Regions from separate parts of the Homo sapiens genome. Here regions 1, 2, 4 and 5 are each linked to region 3. Evidence: chromatin contacts called from ENCODE Hi-C or POLR2A ChIA-PET data. All regions are on one chromosome and are shown on one strand. Each heading gives the region's core, a stretch centred on a gene start or an enhancer-like site at or near the end of the contact. The rest is flanking DNA. Distances are from core to core; before and after follow the strand shown. Region 1 has its middle 16 kb from the start of GOLPH3. Region 2 overlaps MTMR12 (myotubularin related protein 12). Region 3 holds the start of SUB1 (SUB1 regulator of transcription). Region 4 overlaps MTMR12 (myotubularin related protein 12). Region 5 overlaps PDZD2 (PDZ domain containing 2).

Evidence for each region. A loop is a pair of places that touch in the nucleus more often than their neighbours do. ChIA-PET counts read pairs that join two places held with the same protein, here RNA polymerase II (POLR2A). Pooled maps may share reads with other maps.
Region 1: POLR2A ChIA-PET joins it to region 3 with 17 read pairs in AG04450. The contact joins the enhancer-like site here to the promoter of SUB1 in region 3. POLR2A ChIA-PET finds 5 or more read pairs at or near these places in 2 of 52 experiments (AG04450 and SK-N-SH).
Region 2: a pooled map shows a loop between it and region 3 (2.0-fold over the local background). The contact joins the enhancer-like site here to the promoter of SUB1 in region 3. A Hi-C loop is called at or near these places in 1 of 168 maps with a recorded cell type or tissue (endothelial cell of umbilical vein) and 4 of 50 pooled maps. POLR2A ChIA-PET finds 5 or more read pairs at or near these places in 3 of 52 experiments (H1, K562 and activated CD4-positive, alpha-beta T cell).
Region 4: a pooled map shows a loop between it and region 3 (8-fold over the local background). The contact joins the enhancer-like site here to the promoter of SUB1 in region 3. A Hi-C loop is called at or near these places in 1 of 168 maps with a recorded cell type or tissue (endothelial cell of umbilical vein), 9 of 37 single-sample maps with no recorded cell type and 10 of 50 pooled maps. POLR2A ChIA-PET finds 5 or more read pairs at or near these places in 6 of 52 experiments (H1, IMR-90, activated B cell and 3 more).
Region 5: a map of endothelial cell of umbilical vein shows a loop between it and region 3 (4-fold over the local background). The contact joins the enhancer-like site here to the promoter of SUB1 in region 3. A Hi-C loop is called at or near these places in 3 of 168 maps with a recorded cell type or tissue (cardiac septum, endothelial cell of umbilical vein and heart right ventricle) and 5 of 50 pooled maps. POLR2A ChIA-PET finds 5 or more read pairs at or near these places in 2 of 52 experiments (PC-9 and activated T-cell).

What each region holds. Positions count from the first base shown.
Region 1 is chr5:32,188,874-32,191,573 of GRCh38, forward strand. No RefSeq gene overlaps it. Among named protein-coding and RNA genes, the nearest start is that of GOLPH3, 16 kb to the left of the region's middle. Within about 2 kb of position 1,423, at least 2 of the 41 ENCODE cell types and tissues checked have a DNase peak (open chromatin) inside an H3K27ac peak, as active enhancers do.
Region 2 is chr5:32,259,529-32,262,228 of GRCh38, forward strand. All of the region lies in intron 7 of MTMR12 (myotubularin related protein 12), which reads right to left. Among named protein-coding and RNA genes, the nearest start is that of MTMR12, 52 kb to the right of the region's middle. RefSeq lists an enhancer at 1,792-1,891. Within about 2 kb of position 1,448, at least 6 of the 41 ENCODE cell types and tissues checked have a DNase peak (open chromatin) inside an H3K27ac peak, as active enhancers do.
Region 3 is chr5:32,584,207-32,586,906 of GRCh38, forward strand. SUB1 (SUB1 regulator of transcription) reads left to right here and starts at 1,351. Exons shown (of 5, transcript NM_006713.4): 1 at 1,351-1,419. RefSeq lists silencers at 1,525-1,624, 1,665-1,934.
Region 4 is chr5:32,279,443-32,282,142 of GRCh38, forward strand. All of the region lies in intron 1 of MTMR12 (myotubularin related protein 12), which reads right to left. Among named protein-coding and RNA genes, the nearest start is that of MTMR12, 32 kb to the right of the region's middle. RefSeq lists enhancers at 1,224-1,273, 1,294-1,403. Within about 2 kb of position 1,274, at least 5 of the 41 ENCODE cell types and tissues checked have a DNase peak (open chromatin) inside an H3K27ac peak, as active enhancers do.
Region 5 is chr5:32,097,209-32,099,908 of GRCh38, forward strand. It overlaps PDZD2 (PDZ domain containing 2), which reads left to right. Exons shown (of 25, transcript NM_178140.4): 22 at 71-172; 23 at 1,156-1,426. LOC105374711 (a long non-coding RNA gene) reads right to left here. Exons shown (of 4, transcript XR_007058716.1): 3 at 1,103-2,700; 4 at 1-637. Among named protein-coding and RNA genes, the nearest start is that of GOLPH3, 76 kb to the right of the region's middle. RefSeq lists an enhancer at 496-1,695. Within about 2 kb of position 1,288, at least 7 of the 41 ENCODE cell types and tissues checked have a DNase peak (open chromatin) inside an H3K27ac peak, as active enhancers do; they include endothelial cell of umbilical vein, where a contact is called at or near this core.

The sequences.
Region 1 (2,700 bases), core at 173-2,672, 400 kb before region 3:
ACCTGTAATCCCAGCTACCTGGGAGGCTGAGGCAGGAGAATCTCTTGAATCCAGAAGGCAGAGGTTGCAGTGAGCTGAGACGGTGCCATTGCACTCCAGCCTGGGCCACAGAGCAAGACTCCATCTCCAAAAAACAAAAAGAAGTCTTATAAACTTCTAAGCTACATCCTTAATTATTAGTTTCTATAACACAGAATATGGAGTGCAATTGACCCAAAGAAAGATCAGGGATCTCCCAACTTATTAGTAAGGGTCTCTCCTGTGATCCAGAAGTTTTAGCCAAAGCTATCTTCTGGAAGTTTAATTCAGGTTTATGTATGATCCTCTACCTTCTGTTGTACTTGACAACCCCTTTTTCTCGGCTCAGTGGAAATGGAAATGGAATTGCTTATTCATTGTTATCTGGAAAAATCTCCTAGCTTATGTATACACTTTTATTTCATTTTATTTATTTATTTTATTTTATTTGAAACGAAGTCTCGCTCTGTTGCCCAGGCTGGAGTGTAGTGGCGTTATCTTGGCTCATTGCAACCTCCGCCTCCCAGGTTCAAGCAATTCTCCCACCTCAGCCTCCTGAGTAGCTAGGATTATAGGCGTGCAACGCCACACCTGGCTAATTTTTTGTATTTTTAGTAGAGACAGGGTTTCACCATGTTAGCCAGGCTGGTTTCAAACTCCTGACCTCAGGTGATCCACCCGCCTCGGCCTCCCAAAGTGCTGGGATTACAGGCGTGAGCCACCACGCCCTGTATATACATTTAATTCGTTTTCTGCCTCACGTTCCCTAAGTAAATTATCCTCAGTTCCTTGAGTCAGCTTCGAAAATCAATGCTCTCTTGTCCTGGATTTTAAATAAATCAGAGTGTGATAACAAAGAAATGACCTTCTAAAGCTGTAGAATGCCTTTGTCTTCCGTGCGGTGCCTCACGCCTGTAATCCCAGCACTTTGCGAGGCCGAGGCGGGCGGATCACGAGGTCAGGAGATGGAGATCATCCTGGCTAACATGGTGAAACGCCGTGTCTACTAAAAATACTAAAAATTAGCCGGGCGTGGTGGCGGGCGCCTGTAGTCCCAGCTACTTGGGAGGCTGAGGCAGGAGAATGCCGTGAACCCGGGAGGCGGAGCTTGTGGTGAGTCGAGATCGGGCCATCGCGTTCCAGCCTGGGTGACAGAGCAAGACTCTGTCTCAAAAAAAAGAAAAAAAAGAAAAAAAAAAAGAATGCCTTTGTCTTTTCACAAAGCAAACATTTTTCTTCTACGAATAAAGGTTGCTTTCCTTTAAAAGGATTGAATGCTGAAGCATCCCGAGCAGCTACATTAGTTTCCTGTGTTATGTAACAAATAGCATATGTTTCTAATCTCGCCATGTCTGTGGGCCAGGAGTCCAGGCACAGCGTAGCTGGACCCTCAGCCGTGCAAGTCAGGAGCTGCATACCAGATGTCAGCTGAGTTGCATCTCATTTGAAGGCTCCACTGGGAGAGAGCTGGCTTCAGAGCTTGCTTTGGATTGGCAGAATTCATTTCCTTGTAGAGGGGTTGTGTTTCTTGTTGACTATTGGCTGGAGGCTGCACTCAGCTTCTAGAGGCTTCCCATAGTGTTTTGCCATGTGGGCTTCTTCAACATGGCCGCCGACTCAAGCCGGCAAGGAGAATCCCTAGTGTGAATCTGCTGGCACAATGGAGTTTCAGATAACGCAATAAAATCACAGGAATGACATCTCATCACTGTTGCTGTATTCTGTGGGTTAGAAACCTGTCATCCCATACTCAAGAAGAGTGAACGCCAGAAGGCAGGTATCATTAACAGGGGTCACCCTAGGGTCTACCCACTAGAGCAGCCTTTAATCCTTTCTGTATGGAGATGGAGAGTATGTGATTAAACATATTAATGAACAAAAGCAAACCTATCTTTCATTATTTATTTTACGTTTTTTTTTTTGAGACAGAGTCTCGCCCTGTCACCCAGGCTGGAGTGCAGTGGTGTGATCTCGGCTCACTGCAACCTCTGCCTCCCAGGTTCAAGCGATTCTCCTGCCTCAGCCTCCTGAGCAGCTGGGATTATAGGCACGTGCCACCACGCCTGGCTAACTTTTGAATTTTTAGTAGAGACCAGGTTTCACCATGTTGGCCAGGCCTGTCTTGAACTCCTGACCTCAAATGACCTGCCCACCCTGGCCTCTCAAAGTGCTGGGATTATAGGCGTAAGCCACCACGCCCGGCCTTCATTATTTTACATTATCTTTTTCTCTATTCATAGCTCCTCCCCAAAACAGTTTTATAATTATTTATTGCAGTATAACAAACCATCCCCTCAAATAAAACAGCAACTATTTTATTTGCTTCTTAGGCTGTGGTTCAGCAATTTGGCTGCGCTTATTCCTATGGTCTCTCATGGGGTCACTCATATGACTGTAGTCAAACTGCAGCTTGACTTGAGCTAGTTGGTTTGATGTGGCCTCACTCACAGGTATGGGAATTGGTGTTGGCTATAATCTATGCCACATGTCTTCAGCAGGATGACCCAGTCTTTTTCAAATGGCATCTGGCTTCCAAGAGGAAGAGAAGATGCAGGGTTCAGAAGTGATACAGTATTACTTGTGCCACATTCTATTGGTCAAAGTAAGCCCAAGTTACCCCCAGATTCAATGAGTGGACAAATAGATGCCATCTCTTTTCCTTTCTAGAATTATGCAAAGTTC
Region 2 (2,700 bases), core at 198-2,697, 320 kb before region 3:
CCAGCCACCGTGTTACACTGAGGACATAACAATGGGCAAAAACAGCATCCTTTAACTTCACAGAGCTGTAGGTTGCAGAAACTCACATTAACCAAATGATGATACAAAATAACAACAAACTTGCCATTGCAGGAAGCGCTGTGAAGAGGGGCAGACAGTGCAATGAAAACTCACAAGGACACCTGACTTAGCCTTGGGAAAGCTTGCAACTTAAGTGGTACCTGGGGCTGGGCATAGTGGCTCAAGCCTGTAATCCCAGCACTTTGGGAGGCTGAGGCAGGCGGATCACTTGAGGTCAGGAGTTCAAGACCAGCCTGGCCAACATGGTGAAACCCCGTCTCTACCAAAAATACAAAAATTAGCTGGGCGTGGTGGCGCATGCCTGTAATCCCAGATACTTGGGAGGCTGAGGCAGGAGAATCGCTTGAACCTGGGAGGCGGAGGTTGCAGTGAGCCGAGATCACACCACTGCACTCCAGCCTGGGTGACAGAGTGAGACTCAGTCTCCCAAAAAAAAAAAAAAAAAAAGCGGTACCTGGGGTAAGATCCGACTGATGAAGTGGAGTTAATTATACTTGTGCAGCTAGAAGCAAAAAGGACTTCCAGACAGGAGCCTGTGGGTAAGACCTGTGGCAGGGAGGTCAGTATGGCCAGAGGGGTGGGACACAAAGCTGCAGTCAAACCATGAAGGGCCTTGAGAGTGCTTGTTGAGGGCTCTGTTCTATACCAAGAACAGCGGGAAGCCACTGAAGCCAGGGACAAGTGCCATGAGATGCATGTGGAGTAGCCTGCTTGGCATGCGACATGGAGAATGGATGCTGGGGCACCAGTGGATGGGGGAGACCACGGAGCAGCGACTACAGTGGTCTGGAGTGAAACAAACCACAGCTTTTCCTGTATATTTCTGACATGCTAACACCTATGCAAATGCCAACTGATTAGTATGTGGCAGGATTTTTTTTAAAAACAATTCTGGGAACTTATGTTAGTATCAACATCTTATTACAAACTATCATCTCCTAGGAGCAGGGGTTTCTAACTTCTTTCTGAGCAAGAGCTAGCTTTATCCTTTCAAGCTTTAAAACCAGGAAAGAGAAAAGAACAGGGTGTGGCTGACAATGAGGTTCTTGGTGGGGGTCAGGACCCTGGCAGGCCCTTCCCCACTGCCACCACAGCTCACACTGTGAAGGCACTGCAGGGCGGGGGGGAGGGGGACCAGTGGCAGCAACCTGATAAATACTGAGAGTGATCAGAATCAAAACTGATTACTGAAGAGGCCTATCAGAACCATGATACAAAGAGCTCTACAAAAATACAAAGTTGTATGAATCTGTTAGCAGGGTGTTAGGGAGTATGTTCCAAAATGATAACATTCAAGTTTCTGAAAACAGATTATACAGTCATGCTTTAAAAATGTAGGTCAGCCAGGCGCAGTGGCTCACGCGTGTAATCCCAGCACTTTGGGAGGCTGAGGCAGGCAGATCACTTGAGGTCAGGAGTTCAAGACCAGCCTGGCCAACATTGTGAAACCCCATCTCTACTAAAAATACAAAAATTAGTGGGGCGTGGTGGCAGGCGCCTGTAATCCCAGCTACTCAAGAGGCTGAGGCAGGAGAATCACTTGAACCCAGGAGGCAGAGGTTGCGGTGAGCCGAGATAGCACCACTGCACTTCAGCCTGGGTGACAGAGTGAGACTCAGTCTCAAAAAAACATGTAGGTCAGATCATGTCTGCTTCTACTCAGCCTCCCTCTCACTGTCCTCCCATCAAAGTCTCTGGGCCCATCATCTCCCACTCCTCTCCCTAGCTTGCTCCTCCCCCATCCCTGGGCACCTTGCTGTTCCTCCCCCAGGCCTTTGCTCTTACTCCTCCCTCCACCTGGAATGCTCCTCCCTCGGGTGTCCTCTGACTCAAGCTTTCACTTCCTTTACGACTATGCTTACAAGCCACCATGCAAAACCTTACTTCCACCATGTAAAACCTTCCTGACCAACCCTCCCACCATCACCTCCAGCACTCCCTAACCATGTGCTGGATCTGATTTTCTCCATAGCACTTATCTATTAACATGCTATAATTTACTTCTTTATTCTACCATCATCTTCCTCCCTCCAGAATGATAGCTCCAAGAGGGCAGAGGTTTTCAGGTGCCCTGTTGACTGCTGCCATCTCTAATAGCTAGGACACTGCCAAGCAAATGGAAGGCAGTCAAAAATTTTTGGTGAATGAATAAAAGAAGTGCTCAATAAAAGGGAAGAAAAAGGCCGGGCGCAATGGCTCACACCTGTAATCCCAGCACTTTGGGAGGCCGAGGCGGGCAGATCACAAGGTCAGGAGATCAAGACCATCCTGGCTAACAGGGTGAAACCCTGTCTCTACTAAAAACACAAAAAATTAGCCAGGCGTGGCGGCAGGTGCCTGTAGTCCAAGCTACTCAGGAGGCTGAGGCAGGAGAATGGCGTGAACCCAGGAGGCGGAGCTTACAGTGGACCGAGATCACGCCACTGCACTCCAGCCTGGGGGACAGAGAGAGACCCCATCTTAAAATGAATAATAAATAAGTACATAATAAAAAGCTAGTATTGATGTGGAGGAAGAAACTCTCATACACTGTTGGTAGGAATATAAAATGGAACAGTCTCTGTGAAAAAGTCTGTGAGTGCCTCAAAAGGGTAAACACAAATTTCCACAGGATCTGGC
Region 3 (2,700 bases), core at 101-2,600:
GATCCACCCGCCTCGGCCTCCCAAAGTGCTCGGATTACAGGGGTGAGCCACCGCGCCTGATGTCAGTGTTTATTTTCATGGCTTCTTTTATTTCATTATGATGGAGAGTTTCACAACAAACTAAGGGATTAGTTTGTATTTTTGTCAGCATTTAATCCTTTAAAAGTCAGGTAATTCTAGAAAGGGACGTGTGGGGGATGCTTTCACGTTTAGTGTTCAGACTTTGATTCCATCCGCTGTGTTCTTTGCGTCTCAACCCCATTACACATTCCGCTCCCAGCTTTAATGTTTGCAGGGAATATATAACTCTCTTCTCCTATAAGGGTGGGATGGGTGGGAACCACAGGTCTAACTGCTCCATATGTAGATCCAAACACTCCTCCCTTTCTGCAACCCACTGCCCTTCCTTAGCCTCTGTGGCATCTCCGATGTGCAATTCTGAGCTTCGACAGGATTCCATCCTCTACTTTGTAAAATCCCATACCATTCCTCTACCTGAGGCAGGAAAATAGGGTCTGGAGGGAGAGAACATAAGGACAATTCACGCTTCAGCTGTAACAGGAAATATCCTCTCCATAGGGCGTTAACTTTGGTTTCCTCGTCTATAAAATGGAGAGAACAGTCATTTCTGCTTTGGAACATGCTTGTTAGGATGAGTAATGTAAATTGCCTCCTGCAGCGTCTGACACGTAGTGGGTGCTTGATAAATCTTTGTTAATAGATATGCCTTTATATTGATTCTTAGCTGTAGGAAGTATTCATTCAAATACATATTCAAATAATCTTTTAGCTATATTCCTGCTTGTATATGGATTCCTCTTGCCTTCTGTGAACTCCCTTACATCTCCAGGACTTCAATACAGGAATAAGGAGTACTCCAAAGATTTCTTGCACTTTCTGGAATTAAACGCTGTGACTTTAGCTTCCTTCCTTTGGATTTTAGGAGGCAGAGGCATGTATTGAGGTGGGTGAAGTGGGGTAGGAAGACCATTTCTGGGAAAATGGGCCAGAGTATTGATCTTTTTCATTATGACCCCTTCGCTTCATTAGAGTAAACATTTATTGAACAAACGCAAAGCTTGGCGCTTGTCACTCATGTTTTATTGGCGTTTTCCTTTTTTTTAATTTTTTTTTAAGCTATCTCCTACAGGAAGGATATTAGCTCTTTCATTCTCTCAAGGGTCAGATGTAATCTTCCAACATCTGACTTTCGCGTCACCCATTTAGGAAGAGACGCGGTCCCTTTAAGGCCCTGGAAAGGGTCTAAGTGTTGGTTTCTGTGGGGAGGCCACGCCCCATCACGTGACCGCAGCCCCAGCGCGGCGGGGCCGGCGTCTCCTGGCTGCCGTCACTTCCGGTTCTCTGTCAGTCGCGAGCGAACGACCAAGAGGGTGTTCGACTGCTAGAGCCGAGCGAAGCGTGAGTGCGCGGGACCCCCTACCCCTACTCCTCGGGGCCCCCACCCTCCCAGCCGGGCCGTGAGCTGCCTTCGGCCCTCCACTCCTCTCGCCGGCAATGGCCGCGGGAAATGGCGGCTCTGCCTTACCTCCCCCTTCCCCTCGGCGTCCCCGGCCCCCTTCTCCGTTTCTGACTCCACGCCTGACGCGCTGTGGGCCCTTCCGCGGTAGACTCCTGTCCCCGGGGAGCCGAGTCGAGGCGGCGGGCGCTGCGGCCCGGGGCGGTAGATTGAGGGCGGCCGGGGAGTGAGGAGTCGCGGGGAGAGAGTCGCGGCGTCCCCGGGACAATGCGGCGGCGGCCTGCCTAGGTGGGGCGCGTGCGGTTACCTACTCTTCCCCCGCCCCTCGCCCTGAGCGGGGCGCTCTGGAGACTGGGAGAGCGGATGCGGGCGGGAGGGGGCCGGGGGAAGAACGGCTGATGTGCAGGGGGAGGGAACGCTTCGAGAGAAGAAAATGGCGCTTGGTGCAAATCCCGCCCCTTCCCACGCCGTCTTCTCCGCACTTCGCCGCCTCCCACGCCCCCTCCGACCAACCTGTCTCCCCTCGCCCGAGCGGCTGCTAGCCACGGGGTTCTAGCGGCTTGCTGGGGCCGCGCGACCCCTTCCCTGGTCTTGTGCTTGTCACCTTCCTGTTATACCGAAGTCGTGTGCCCTTCAGTCCTGGTTCATTTTCACCTCGTTTTTTTCTGATCTTTCCCTCAATCAGCAAAGGCTGAAGATTTCGTTTCTCTTTTTAAAGTTGCGTTTTGTATAAATTCTACAATAGTGGTTTCAGTATCAGTTACTTGAATTACAAGCTGCTTCTCCCCCCACCCCCACATTGGAACAGGCTCATTAAGGTAAATATATATTTGTTAAAAGTTTAGAGGCTGGTTTTAGTTACCGTTACCTTTCTTCTCCAGTGGACTTCTTTGGGTTGAGTACCAGGTGGTTCTTTGAAAAATTCTTAGGCCCCCAGGCAGTTTTTGATAACAGACGGTAGTTATGATCGACAGTTTCAAAGTGAAAAATTATGTTCAATTTAATTACCTTTTTAAAAAATATCTTTTTGTCGTATTAATTAGCATAAAAAACTTAACTAAATTGATTTTAGAGATGAGGTTGCAAAATGGAGCAGAAACAGGAAAAACGGATAAAACGTGGTCATGAACATTGCTTTTCCCTTCTGAATTTACCCTTGAAGACATTACCAGTTAAAATCAGATTGAGCTTTTTGAATTTAATGGCTAGGATTGGGGTGGCCC
Region 4 (2,700 bases), core at 24-2,523, 300 kb before region 3:
GATCTGCAAGCTCCATTGAACTCAGAGCCTACATTCTTCGCTGCTATGTACCAATTCTAACAAACATGGTCTCCAGTTTCCCATTGCAAAAGAGAAAATCAATGTAGCATCCATTGCTTGTAAAGGAAACTCTTACCACAAAACTGATCAGAACAAATAAGAAAAATTCCGTTAGGAGAACTACTTCACATTCAAGGATCTGCCACACACAGCAGCATTCCCCAAACTTTTGGAGCTAGGTGTTGGTTTCACGGAAGACAATTTTTCCACGGACCTGGCAGGGGGGCAGGGGATGATTTTGGGATGAAACTGTTCTACCTCAGGTCATTAGACATTACTTAGATTCTCATAGGGAGCGTGCAACCTGGATCTCTTGCATGTGCAGTTCACAATAGGGTTCATGCTCCTATAAGAATCTAATGCCGCCACTGATCCCACAGGAGGTGGAACTCAGGAGGTAATCCTTGCTGCCCCCTACTCCTACATTCAACTCCTGCAGTGCTGGCACAGACTAGTACCAGTCCGCAGTCTAGGGGCTGGGGACATACAGGACAAAAGCACATGGATGTTAAAGTCAACTACCACTCTTGAGGACTTGCTGAGAGGCAGCCTGGTGGTATTTACTTCACTGGTTCTTGAAAAGTCAATTCTTTGGACTCTTACCAAGTTCACATTCAGAGTGCACATCATCTCAAATGTGTGATGATCCTGGGGCACCTTAGGAGAGGTAGAAAAAGGGTAGGGCCCTGCCAGAAAGATCTTGAAAAGAACTAGGGTGTGTGGGGGTACAATGAAGCTCTCATAGGTCAAAATGCTTATAAATGCTCCTATCAGCTTTAAATCAAAAACTGAAATTGTTGTTCTCAGATTAATTTTATCCAGCCAGAGGGACAAACTCTAAGAAGCAACATCTCTAAAGGTTCCAAAACAATTTCTTTCCATTGCATTTGACACAGTGCTAAAAGGACATAACACAGACATTTCATTTCCTAAAAGCTGCCCTACTTTTCTAGAATGAACACTTAATACTCATTTTTTTCCAGCTAAGTAGAAAATCTGAGGGAGAAAAATGAATTTGCATCTACATATTAGGTAGGTATCCATGTATATCTTAAAACAAAATTTTTTTAAGTAGAAAGTTGTATTTTTTATACAGCATAGTACTAATAATTTAAGTTTTTGTCTTTCTCTATGTTTCTCCAATATTTTCTCTGTGCATGTACTAAAAACAGAAAGAATACCGACCTGGGGCCACAGTCCAAATATGGCTCTGGCATCCACAGATGTGACTTTGGTCTTGTCATTTAAACTGACTGAGTGTCAGTTTCAGTTTCCTCCGATATACTAAAATGGAAACAATACTACCTAGTATGAGAGCTTTAAGAGATACATACATAACTTCGGTGACACAGGTACTTGGTCATGTAATTTGTTATAGTTGTTGGGGGTAGCAGGATCTGTGCTTCTGCTTGATTTCCTTTCATGAGTAAACAAAGAGTAGGGGAATTATTCAAGAATCTCTCGGCAGGGTGTGGTGGCTCACACCAGTAATCACAGCACTTTGGGAGGCTGAGGTGGGTGGATCACTTGAGGCCAGGAGTTTGAGAACAGCCTGGCCAACATGGTAAAACCACGTCTCTACTGAAAATACAAAAATTGGCAGGATGCGGCAGCATGTGCCTGTAATCCCAGCTACTCGGGAGGCTGAGGCACGAAAATAGCTTGAACCCGGGAGGTGGAGGTTGCAGTGAGCTGAGATCGTGCCACTGCACTCCAGCCTGGGCAACAGAAGGAGACTCTATCATTAAAAAAAAAAAAAAAACAAAAAAAACTGTTACATGAGACTAGTAACTTCTACTTTTCTCCCAATCTTGTTTCCCATATTAAACTAAATTGACTCTACTCAGGCTCACAATTCTTTTTTCTGTGGATCAGGAATTCCTGAAATTAGCAACACTGAAGTTGGCCCTAAATCTGTAAGACTTTAACTACATTAGGAATATCTGAAGCCAGGGTAAAGGAAATAGCATTTTTCTATTAATAGGATTTATCTTCTAGCAGCACACCATGATTTATGTCTGGTCATTATGCATCTTATCTTTTGCAATAGAAAGCACTTTGAACCCTCTGCAAGACCAAAAAAGTAGACCAATGGCTTTCTTAAGAAACCACATCTGGGCCGGGCGTGGTGGCTCATGCCTGTAATCCCAGCACTCTGGGAGGCTGGGGCGGGTGGATCACAAAGTCAGGAGTTCGAGACCAGCCTGACCAACGTGCTGAAACCCCGTCTCTACTGAAAATATAAAAATTAGCCAGGCATGGTGATGCATGCCTATAATCCCAGCTACTCAGGAGGCTGAGGCAGGAGAGTCACTTGAACCTGGGAGGTGGAGGCTGCAGTGAGCTGAGATCATACCATTGCACTCCAGCCTGGGAGACAGTGCGAGACTCCGTCTCAAAAAAAAAAAAAAGAGACCACATCCGAGAGGAAGGACCTGCTTGGGCATGCACACACAAAAAAGCTTTCTCAGCTACTAATTTTGTTGACAGTAGATCAAGTTGCTAAAAGGTGGTAACAAATTGAGAATAGAAACCTATATAACCACTGGAGCACTGGAATTTAAGGTGCCACACTGTACTCAATCATCACGAGCATCAGGCTGGGTGCGGTGGCTCATGCCTGTAATCCTGGCACTTTGG
Region 5 (2,700 bases), core at 38-2,537, 490 kb before region 3:
GGGATATGTTTTTCTTTCTTAATTTTTTGCAGCTGTAGCTCAAAGGATAATTTTTGTTTGTTTTCACTAGAATGAAGAAGATGTTTGCTTCATAGTCTTGAATAGAAAAGAAGGCTCAGGTCTGGGATTCAGTGTGGCAGGAGGGACAGATGTGGAGCCAAAATCAATCACGGTAAGTGACAGAGTCATTAGGCTCTCAGGAAAATCCCCCCTCAAGCAGCCTCAGAATGTGATCAGGGCACAAATTCCAATCAGCGGGTTCAGAGATTGCTGGATTTCATTCCCAGCTACCAACATAAAAAGGGAGAAGTGGGAGAAGTAGTACGTAAGGTTTTCGTTGACAAAAGACAAGCATTTTTAACACAGAGCTGACATGTATAGGCCATTTCCAATCCCTATAAACACAATTCGCTATAGCCTTATAATTTACCTCCATATTTTAAGCAGTAGAAAACATTAGAATCAACTGGCCAAACTTGTGTTTATACAATTACTCCCGTCTCAAAAAGTCACTCAAAATTTTACATCATTCAAAAGCCTTCAGGACCATCCAGAGGGTCACCTTCACTGCACGAGCCCAGGCCTCATTCATCTTCGTATTCCCATTGCCTCCTGGATGCCAGGCCCATGTCAGACACTAAAAAGGAGTTAAAAAAAAATGTGTGGAGACACTGGCATTGACATTTGTGTTCCATCCCCCGCACTGAATGTATGTTTTTTTTTATAAAGCAAGTGTCTACCTTAGAAAGTTCCTTTACTACAAGACCCGGCACGGTGGCTCACGCCTGTAATCCCAGCACTTTGGGAGGTCGAGGCGGGTGGATCACCTGAGGTCAGGAGTTTGAGACCAGCATGGCCAACATGGTGAAACCCTGTCCGTCTCTCCTAACAATACAAAAATTAACTTGGCATAGTGGTGTGTGCCTATAATCCCAGCTACTCAGGAGGCTGAGGCAGGAGAATCGCTTGAACCCGGGAGGCTGAGATTGCACCACTGTACTCCAGCCTGGGTGACACAGCGAGACTCCCTCTCAAAAAATAAAAATAAAAAAGGAAGGTTCCTTTACTACAGATACGCAGTTAGTTACTATCTCCCTTTTACCGGAAATCGTAAGTGGATCTGGTTTTTGTTCCCTTTTCCTTTCCTCATCCCAGGTCCACAGGGTGTTTTCTCAGGGGGCGGCTTCTCAGGAAGGGACTATGAACCGAGGGGATTTCCTTCTGTCAGTCAACGGCGCCTCACTGGCTGGCTTAGCCCACGGGAATGTCCTGAAGGTTCTGCACCAGGCACAGCTGCACAAAGATGCCCTCGTGGTCATCAAGAAAGGGATGGATCAGCCCAGGCCCTCTGCCCGGCAGGAGCCTCCCACAGCCAATGGGAAGGGTTTGCTGTCCAGAAAGACCATCCCCCTGGAGCCTGGCATTGGTAAGATGATCATTTCAACAACCAGCAGGCTGTGAGCTACTGCAGAAAGAGGAGATTCTGGTTGAACATGAAGGAAAATAACAGCTAACTAACTTCTAGATCTGAAAAATTAAATGTAGCGAAGTCTAGTGTGTTTGGATGCTGCTTACAAAAGCAGTGTTACAAATAAATTAGAAAAAAATTAGAAAATTAGAAAAATCCCCCCAGTAGTTCAAGCTGTACTGTGGAAGATTTAAAATGACTGCAGAACAGTTTCCCTAAGTGTCCTAAGAAGGAATCTCTTACATTCACAGCCTCTTGTTAGGACTGGTAAGGAAAACAGGAAACTACGTGACGGGGCGAGCAGTGTTGAAGGAGAAATTCCAGAACTAAGATTTATCCTTGGGAAACAGCAAGGTTGTATTCTTTCCTGGTTTAGAAGAAAAGAAGGAAATGAGGGGGCAAGAGTATTTTGTGTCTGAAAACAGAAATTGCAGCCTTAGTCAACCAAGAAGAACTCACTGGAAGAGGTTTAGAAACAGATTTTCTACGTTCCGTCCATATTCAGAGCCTCAGAACCACGTGCAGCGTCTGTTTCTGCAGTGCGAGCTGTTTAATGCCCTGTTAAGTACTGCAGATGTCTGGAGTGCCGTGCATCTTGGCATTCAGGGGTGACGTCTTTTTTTATTCGAGAGGGCAAAGCAGAGGGTATGGGTTAGGCAGTGCCTTCTGGGAGGGGCCTTTTGTTCCTTCTCCACATCTCTCCCTGATAAGGGTAGCTGGATTCCTTTCTACAACTTGGCTTCCTTGTGGCCTGAGCTGTTTGTAGTCCTTGCTGAAAATGGCTCCGATTCCATTTAACAAATGAGAAACACTTCTTGTCCAGATGCCTCCATGGTCCCCAGTCTTCCTTCTGTGTCATTTCACTTTCCCTCTTCCAGAGGGCTGAGGCCCTCCTCAATACAGGGAAACACCTTGGTCATCAGATCTTGTCATGCTTGCCTTTGCCCCAAAACTGTCTCGACCACTTGGTGGACTTTCAGTGGGATCCTTGTAAACTGTCAAAGGAAACCACTTCATCCTCACAGCTGCCAGTTTTTAAGCCTCGTGAACTCAGATCTGGATGGTCCTTCTGTCATTTATAATCAATCACTCAGTATTCCTGCAGCAACTTCAGGGCCTCTGGTCTTGAAGCAGACCCTGCAGAGCAATCAATCAAACGCTGAGCGCCTGGAGGGCTTAACCTCGCTCAGTTTCCTGTTCTTCAGTCTCCCTAACCCAGGTCTACCCGGTCC